Regions from separate parts of the Homo sapiens genome. Here region 1 is linked to region 2. Evidence: chromatin loops called from intact Hi-C (ENCODE). Cell type or tissue: OCI-LY7. All regions are shown on one strand. Links, peaks and the distances in the headings refer to the core of each region. The heading gives the core; the rest is flanking DNA. Region 1 has its middle 470 kb from the start of KIF16B. Region 2 overlaps MACROD2 (mono-ADP ribosylhydrolase 2).

Evidence for each region. A loop is a pair of places that touch in the nucleus more often than their neighbours do. Peaks named below come from ENCODE experiments on the same cell type or tissue, not always from the same donor. Only the 100,000 strongest peaks of a DNase experiment are listed, where the experiment ranks them.
Region 1: a loop joins it to region 2, with 4 times the contacts of the local background. A loop is called at or near these places in 3 of 110 quality-filtered maps.

The regions. Positions count from the first base shown.
Region 1 is chr20:16,098,633-16,103,029 of GRCh38, reverse strand. No RefSeq gene overlaps it. Among named protein-coding and RNA genes, the nearest start is that of KIF16B, 470 kb to the left of the region's middle. In OCI-LY7, for the core only: no CTCF peak of the experiment used is centred there; no DNase peak of the experiment used is centred there.
Region 2 is chr20:16,042,602-16,046,998 of GRCh38, reverse strand. It overlaps MACROD2 (mono-ADP ribosylhydrolase 2), which reads right to left. Exons shown (of 18, transcript NM_001351661.2): 17 at 2,360-2,428. Among named protein-coding and RNA genes, the nearest start is that of KIF16B, 530 kb to the left of the region's middle. In OCI-LY7, for the core only: CTCF peaks have their summits at 2,146 and 2,361; a DNase peak (open chromatin) is centred at 4,078; H3K4me3 peaks cover 275 bases; H3K27ac peaks cover 2,696 bases.

The DNA of each region.
Region 1 (4,397 bases), core at 98-4,097, 56 kb before region 2:
GGCACCCATTACCACAGTCTGGTCCCTTCTCTTGTATACATATAAATAGTCTCAGAACCCAAGAAGTTCCATGAGGTCTAAGAGATAGGAAGGCTCTATTTCCACTGGATGTTGTCATTATTGGATGTCTGCTTCTTAGAGCACTCTCCTTGGCGCCAGATCAATGTAATGAAAATCATCTTAGAGAAAAGTGTTGGCACTAATTATTTAAGCCAGTGGTTCACAAAGGGTGGTCATCGGGCCAGGAACATCAGCATTGCCTGGGATCTCATGAGATCTTATGGGAACTGGGGCTCATCTGCACCTAGGACTTGGTGGTGGGGTCCTGCAATCTGTTTTATCCAGCATGCTGGGTGATTCTGAGGCATGCTAAATTTGAGAACCATTGCTTTTAGCCAGTAGATTTCAAGCATGGCTGCACATGAAAATCACCTGGAGAAATTTAAAAGCTCTCCATGCCCAAGACATACCCCAGACCGACTGAATCAAAATTTCTTAGGGTGAGACCCTGGCATCAGTATTTTTTAAAATTCTGGGTGATTCCAGTGTGAGCCAGGGTAAAATAAGAAACAACAACAACAAAAAACCAAGCAAACAAAAAACCCCCCAAAAACAAAAACAAAAACACTTCTTTTAAACCACTGCAAATAACCAAATTAAATCAACTGAACAAGTGGTTTTATCTATTGCATCTGTTACTGATGGTTGACAGTAAAGACTGAAACCAAACAAATAGACCTAAAAAATTCAAAAACCGACTTGAGTCTCATAGGCAAGGTATACCAAAGAATCTGGCATTAACTCATAAATTTCATCAATGTTGATGATCCCACTGATAACTCAGTCTGTTTTTCCTTTCAGTCTCCTGCAATTTCTTGGTGTGGGAGAATCACTAACCAGTGCAAGAGAGTAAAAAGGGGCAGATTCTCATGAGGATCAAATGCCATGATGTGAATCTGTTTTAATGTAGAGACTTAGTTCAAAGTAGTATTTTTTTTGTCTAGAAGCCAAATTCAGAAAAGTCAGGTTTTTGTTTTGTTTTGTTTTGTTTTGGAGATGGAGTCTCACTCTGTCACCTAGGCTGGAGTGCAGTGGTGCAATCTCAGCTCACTGCAGCCTCTGCCTCCCGGGTTCAAGTGATTCCCCTGCCTCAGCCTCCTGAGCAGCTGGAACTACAGGTGCATGTCACCACACCCCTCTAATTTTTTTTTAAATTTCTTGTATTTTTAGCAGAGATGAGGTTTCACCATGTTTCCCAGGCTAGTCTCAAACTTCTGAGCTCAGTGATCCGCCTGCCTTGGCCTCCAGAAGTGCTGGGATTACAGGCATGAGCCACCGTGCCCAGCCCAGAAAAGTCAGTTCCTACTCATAAATGCCTTTGCCTACTAAAGTCCCTCAGTCCTTTTGGCAGCACTGAATTTAATCAAAAGCCTTATAAAGCAGCCCCACCCCTGTGCTGTTACTGCACCTTGCAGTGAGATCACACTGCTGGTTTCCTCCAGCTGCCTTCTTTCTGGGGTTCTGAGGACCAAGCCAGGAGTCTGACCCTCTGACACTGTCAAGCTCAACTTTAGCAATGTTGTGTCTCTGTAGTGACTCTGGCCTTAAGAGATGTGTGAGGTGATTTAACGTTAAGTTAGAAAATCAAGCTCCCTGATTTGGATGGGCAATTCACCCGTGTGATTGATTTCACGAATCTGTTCTGTTGTCTCTTGGGTATCATGGGCCTGGGATAAGAAAGGATGGGGGAGAGAGAGGGAGAAAGAGAGGGAGAGGGAAGAGGTAGAGAGGCCAAGGTTTTTCTTTAGCTACACCATCATAGGTTGTGTTGTTGAAAATCCACCCTAAGATATTCCCCTGAGAACTGCAATATTTTTCGCATCTCTAATTGATTATCCCAGGAATGATCGGGATGGAGAGAGGTGAAAGGGTAAGGAAGAGGTGCTGTGGAGGGCACTGTGTGGCTGCTCCATGGCTCCCTATGTTTTCTCCTTTGGTCTCCTTGTCACTGATCTTCTGGACTTTGGCTGCCAAGCAGAGGCTCTTGGCAACTGATGTTGACTTTGTCTCTCAACTGAATCTGGTAGGCACCATTCCCTCTCTGAAAGAGATGGCCGCTGACCTTTGCTTTGGCTCAGTCCCCAGCTGGTAGATAACATTTACTCACAGAGGTTTTGCTCGACATTCAGCCTAAATCCCTGCAGTTGCACTTGAAGTTCTTTCCCCTTTGTTTTGTCCTTGGTGAAGGAGAATGCCCACCTTTACAAGAATTTACCTTGCCAGATTGATAAAAGGAGGCTCTCATTTGTATTTGAAGCAGCTAGTTCTCATCAGTCTTACTGGAGATAAAGCATAGCTGGAGATCTTGGGATCATGCGAAAGAGATGGCTTCTCAGCTCTGTGACATTTGTCCCTTTATCAAGGGCTCCAGGTGAACATCTTCAAGTTGCATCAACCAAAACTATATATCATCAAAAAGAGAGACCAAAAATAGACCATGTGGGACGATGTCTTTAAATGCTACCTCTTGACCTTGCATTTTGTGCTACAGTTTTAAAGGACTGAAGGCAAAATTGGAGCTTAGCCTGTTTTGACACACACACACACAAATAGCCTACAAAATAAAGCTGAAGAACTGGAATGGTATAGTTCTTGAAATGGTTTTTGAAATACAGTTTTGAAATGCAGAAACATGATCCTGTCCTTCTAGTTGGGGTAAATAGGAAAGAAAGTTGTTGCAACACAAGAGTAGGGTACAATCTTTTTTTAAGACTGCAGAGCTAATAGGAAAAAAATGAACTAGCAAATTCTCTCTTGGTTTTGAGAGAAGATAAATGTGAAGGAAACTTTCCCCCACAGCCAGGACTGTTTACATGCGCTGCTCAAATCAATCTTTCCTAAGCACGCGCATTGCATCCCATTCATAATGATCTGATGCCTTTCTCATTGCCTCTGTTCATTCTCTCCTTGCTGAATTTCATCCTCTGCTGGTTAGAATTGTGGCTTGATTTAAAAAGAAAATAGGCTTTATGTTTTCTAATGAAAGCTTTCTTTTAATCCAAATAAGTACAAAAAAGGGTTTGGTTTAAATATGTGTTTCCAGCCAGTTTATGCGAAGTGTGTTTTCACCAAATAAGAGGTTGGCTCTAACATTTACCAGTGGAGGCTGGGTAACTTCAAAGGCAGTGCAGACCAGGGCAGGCTGGCTTTTCCAGTGCCGCCAAATTTTTGTCACTGTACTCTTTACTATCTTAAAAATTATTGCAGATGCCAATGAGCTTTTGTTTACATGAGTTAAATTTATCAATATTCACCATATTACTGTCAAAAAATTGACACAGAGGTGAAAGGAAATACCACTTATTCAGGAAACCAAGATGTGCAGCTTAGGTAAACTGAGTCAGATCAGCTCTGAATAGTGTCCCATAAGGTAAGCACAGAGAGGTTTTTTTTAATAGGGGATTTCCACCACAAGTTATTTCTGAAGGTAGTCCAATGGCTGGTCAGAAATCCTAAATTGCAAACCCATTCTTATTGATTACTTAGGGTATTCCCAGCTGAGAGATGTTGAAGGCAGACGAAGACTGACTTCAGTTGTTTTCCGAGTCTATTGCAACATCCTGTGGTTTGACCTTTAGCAGGTGTGAGTGCAATCCTCTTGAAATCTCCCAACCCCTCTTTAAAGCCTTAGCCTTAATGACTTCATTTTCTTTCACAGAGTTTAACATTGAGAAAAAAATGTAAATACTGTACTTAGTTATTAATTCACTTAAAATAATAAACTGATTACCTGTTAACATAAAAATATATTTTATTTAAATAACATTTTCCGAACAAAACAATTTTATGGAACGAGCAGAATTGTTTTACAGTTTTGCAAGCGTTTTAAGTGTCTGGCCTAATAGAAGACAGCCTGCTGGCTTCTCATATCTGCTTTTGCCTTCAACCTCTTGTGATATCACATCATGCAGCCTCTGGAAAACTACACTGTACTCATGAGACTAATGAGGGTGAAAAGGGTAAATAACATCTCAGGATTATTATGAAAATAGTTTTGATCCTACGAATGTACAAGGGTCTTGGAGGCCCCGGGATCCCTGGAACACACTGTGAGAACCACAGTGGTTCATGAACAAAGGCCGTTCAAGGGTAATTTTATGAGTATACAGATGCTTATTTTTGGCTGTGGTTTTTTTTTTCCTGTTTATGTGTTTTTTTCTGTTTGTGTTATTTAATAGTAAGATAAACTGATGGAAAGATAGAAGGATAGATATGTGATAAAGCAAATATAATAAATGTTAATGATAGAATCTCTTTATAGTAACTGATATAATTTTTATTTTCTTTTAGTTGTAAAATGTTACTTTAAAAATTATTTAGTTTGAAAAAGTTATTAC
Region 2 (4,397 bases), core at 257-4,256:
CCTTAAACTAATTTTGGACTTTAAGTTTTGATACCTGGCCTTTAATCCCAGCACTTTGGGAGGCCGAGGCAAGTAGATCACTTGAGATCAGGAATTCAAGACCAGCCTGGCCAACATGGTGAAACCCTATCTCTATTAAAAATACAAAAAATTAGCCAGTTGTGGTGGTACGCGACTGTAATCCCAGCTACTCAGGAGGCAGAGGCATGAGAATCCCTTGAAACAGGGAGGTGAAGTTTGCAGTAAGCCAAGATCGTGCCACTACACTGTAGCCCGGGTGACAGAGTGAGACTCTGTCTCAAAAAAAAAAAAAAAAAAAAAAAGTTTTGACACCTGATTCATTTGGGTTAACATATGAGTTCATTTTTATTTTCAAGAAAAATATCATTTTGATATTAACCAAGAAAAACAGACTAATCCTGGCACTTCATCTGGACACTGGTCACACAGGAAAGAAATAATGTCTGTAAGAAAAAAGTCTAGACAAGAAGCCTATAGTTTATTGGCAGCAAAAGGGTAAAAGGAAAGGAAACACTGAGGAGCTTGCATTTAAATTGTTCAAGTTTAGTCTCATTTCATTACTTTTTAATGGAAACTCCTCAACCGTATCATTTCTGCAGCTTAGCAGGGTATTTTAAATATATAAAGAAAGTAAAAAAAAAAAGGAGAAATGTTTATAAGAACATGTTTGTATGAGCTTATACTTTTTAGCAGTCTTATGCTATACATGCATTACACAGATACCATTACATTTAGTTTTATAGGATATTCAAGACCATACAGGAATAAGACATGTACTCTTTCACACATTCCCATATTTTATTCTTCCATGATGCTGGAGCACAAGAGTGGTAAAGCCAAGCCTCTTAGGAAAGTGTAGAGAACCATCAAGAACATGCAGTGAGTGCAAGGAGGTACAGGGGGCAAGGGTGTCAACACATTATTTGTGCCTTACACTAGATGACCCATGATTCATTTATTCCATAGGTTTTTTTCTTTTTTTTTTAACAACTAAATATTTTAAACCAGAACTTGGAACAGTTATAACATCAAGCATAATTTCCTTCTTCTAATTCTTCTCATCAGCCCTCAGGGTATGGAAGAGGATTATAGACCACTCAGGTAGCAGTGTAAAGGAGGCTTAGCATGACTAGCTCCATTTTGCTCCCCGCTGCCCCCGTCCAGTGATATCTTTTAGGTTGATTGCTTTTGCTCATCTCTTCATGCAGGGTGAGCTAACTACGGCAGGAATTTACTTTATAGTTCAACTTTAAAGCAAAGATGACAATAGTTCCTTCCCAAAACTAACCACCGAAGAGATAAAGACAGTATGCACACAAGTAACAACATTATGTTAAAGATTTATAGGAGCAATGTGACCTGACCAAGGGCAAAGACGTTTCACAACTCCCCCTTGAACCCTTGCTGCAGTCCAGATGTCTGTCACCTCTTGATCTCAACCACCTCTCTGTTCCTTTTCCTCAAAGAGAAAAGGAGCCTAAAATTCTATAAATTTAGGGTGATTCTTTAGGACATTAATTTGCCATCTTCTTGGTTTGCTGGCTCTTGGAATAAAGTCATTTTCCTTGCCTCAACACGTTGTCTCTTGATGTATTGGCTGCCATGAAGCAAGCAGTACTGGCTTTGGACTCAGTTACACTCATCATTCTAAATATATTTTAGTCTCTACTGAGAGATTTAGAATGTTGGTCTGGAAAAACTCCTAAACATGATCTGGACCAGGCTTTTTATTTTCCTGGGAGTTCCCTGAAGCTCATTCAACGTAACAAACCCAGGCTTTTTATTTTCCTGGGAGTTCCCTGAAGCTCATTCAACATAACAAACCTTTGTGCAGACGCACGGGTCCACAGGTAGTGGTGTGAAAAAAACAGGACCTAAGGCAGGCTTGTTTCTGTCCAAACACACTCATATTCCTTTATACAAACTCCAGGGCAAAGATTGAGTGTTATGCTTAAAGACAGATATACCAAGCAACTCAGCAGGTAGCTTCTAGAAAAGCAATGCTTCAGAATCAGCTTGGAGTTTCTGAAATAATTTGACCACTCCAGGAGGCCAGGGGGTGAGATGGATGGAGACATTTTTTACTTGTCAAAGCACAGAAAACCAGGGTATACATGATTTGAATGTGCTGTAGCTCATCTTTTCCTCTTCAAGATGGCAAGCTTCTAGGGGTGATCGTTTCCCCTTACGCTGTGTTATTTGGTTTAAAGATTTTCAAGGTTTATCCCAAGCCATGCTGTGGGGACTTGGCAAAACCAAGGGAAATCCAGTATGTCATTTGCAAATAGTTCTTATGGCTGGTTGATCATTGAAAATCTCACCACAAGGGGCATCTTACCTATTAGTTGATCTTCTTGTTGACTCTCTGTTGGGTCATTTACCTTGTCAACCTGACTATTCATTTCAACTGTCACCAGAAAAAAAAAAAAAGTTAAATATTCATTAAACCTAAATCTCTGAGACACATTAAAATGACCCATGATTTGATACTTTCCTGATTTCCTATTTGATGCCTCTTTTCCATTTGTTTTCATTCATTCAAGATTTGGGGACTATTCTTGTAGATTTTTACTGGTGGGGGTAGAGGATATACCTCAGACGCCCCCTTCAAATCTTATGTTGAAATGTAATCCCTAATGTTGGAGGTGGGGCCTGGTGAGAGGTGATTGGATTGCAGGGATGTATCCTTCATGAATGGTTTAGTGCCATCTTCTTAGTGATGAGTGAGCTCATATGAGATCTGGTTGTTTAAAAGTGTGTGACACGTTGCTTCTAGTCTTGCTTCTAGTCTGGCCATGTGAGTTGCATACTCCCCCTTCCTCTCCCGCCATGATTGTAAGCTTCCTGAGTTCCTCATCAGAAGCAGATGCTGGCACCCTGCTTCCTGTAAAGCCTGCAGAACCATGAGACAAACCTCTTTTCTTTCTAAATTATCCAGTCTTGGGTATTTCTTTATAGCAACACAAAAAAGGCCTAACCCATTGTGGGAGGGCAGGATTGCCTCTTCCCTCAACTGAAACTGAGTCGTCACTTCAGACCAGATTTTTGGGTTGACAGTTTGGATGTACATATTATGATTCTTGGATAAATGCAAAGGCTTTAATAGATATCTAAGAAAATAAAGAGAGAAGGCAAAGCAAAGCACATCACTGACATGCAGAGAGGTAAGCAGCTTGCTCCAAAATGTCAATATCAGGCCTGTTTGGTTTGCCATACTTTCAATTTCGAATTCAAAACAGACCTTGTAGACTTGCCGACGGCTGCTGTAGTGGCAGTGAGCGGCCATGAAATTAAAAAGCCGACCATCTAACCAGATCCCGTAGTTGTGATAAAACGTGTGCTTTTACCTGACTCAGTGTATTCTATGTGAGCATTTGAATAAAAATAGAATGCATGATTACTGCCATTCTCCAGAAGTAACCCAGAGCAGGCATAGCACTCACTCTAAATTTTCCAAGGGTCAGTAGGTTTAATTAGATTGATATTTTCTCAAGCATCAAAGTCCACATTATAAGCTGAGAAAATCAGTATACAAATAGACAATGGCCAGATCATATATAATGATAGAATTCTGATGTAAAACCTCTGCAGAAGCTAGCCTAGGCAACCAAAACACAGTCTCTGCAGCAATTGACTCAGAATGGTCAGGACTTGGTCAGTGACTGTCAGCGTCCCTATTTTTTACCTCTGCTTCCAACTTGGGACCAACCAGGGAAGGCCAAATGTATTCCCTAATACAATCACTTAAGGTGCCCCACTTCTAGTTAGCCATGTCCAGCTTCTCTAGGCCAACAACCTCCAATCAGAGCATGCTTGAAGTATTCTCTTTTTCTAACCTATAAAGGGGGGTTTCCCATCCCCTGCCCGCCTTTGAGCCTGCCAAACACAAGTGATAATGGCCACCCTTGTTATAGTTACCTTTGAATAAGTAACCACTGTTTGTTCTCATTTGGGCAGTTTTCATTTATTTGCACAAAACCAACAGCCTGTATCTCCTTTTTCACAAACATGAAATTAGTGTAAAGTAGTGGCAGATGCTGATTTTCACACTTCAAAGAGGCTTGAAAGAGAGAATGACTTTATATGGCATCCACTGAACTCTCTCCCAATAAGGAAGGTTTTAAAAGCAGGTCTCAGTGTTCTCACCTGCAAACTGCCCTGAGTTTCTAATGATGTGTGAACTCATTTTAAACCCCATAAATAAACTGGCCCCAGATGCAGCAACCCTATGTAAGTATAAGCATTCATCCACCGTCCATCCTGCTCTGCAAAGTTATTGTGAGTTCACCCTTCTCAGTGTGGGAGTGTGCAGGATAAAATACAGGAGAGTATTCCTTTTCTGTTTCTTCTTCCAACCAAGGGATACTAGTTCTAAA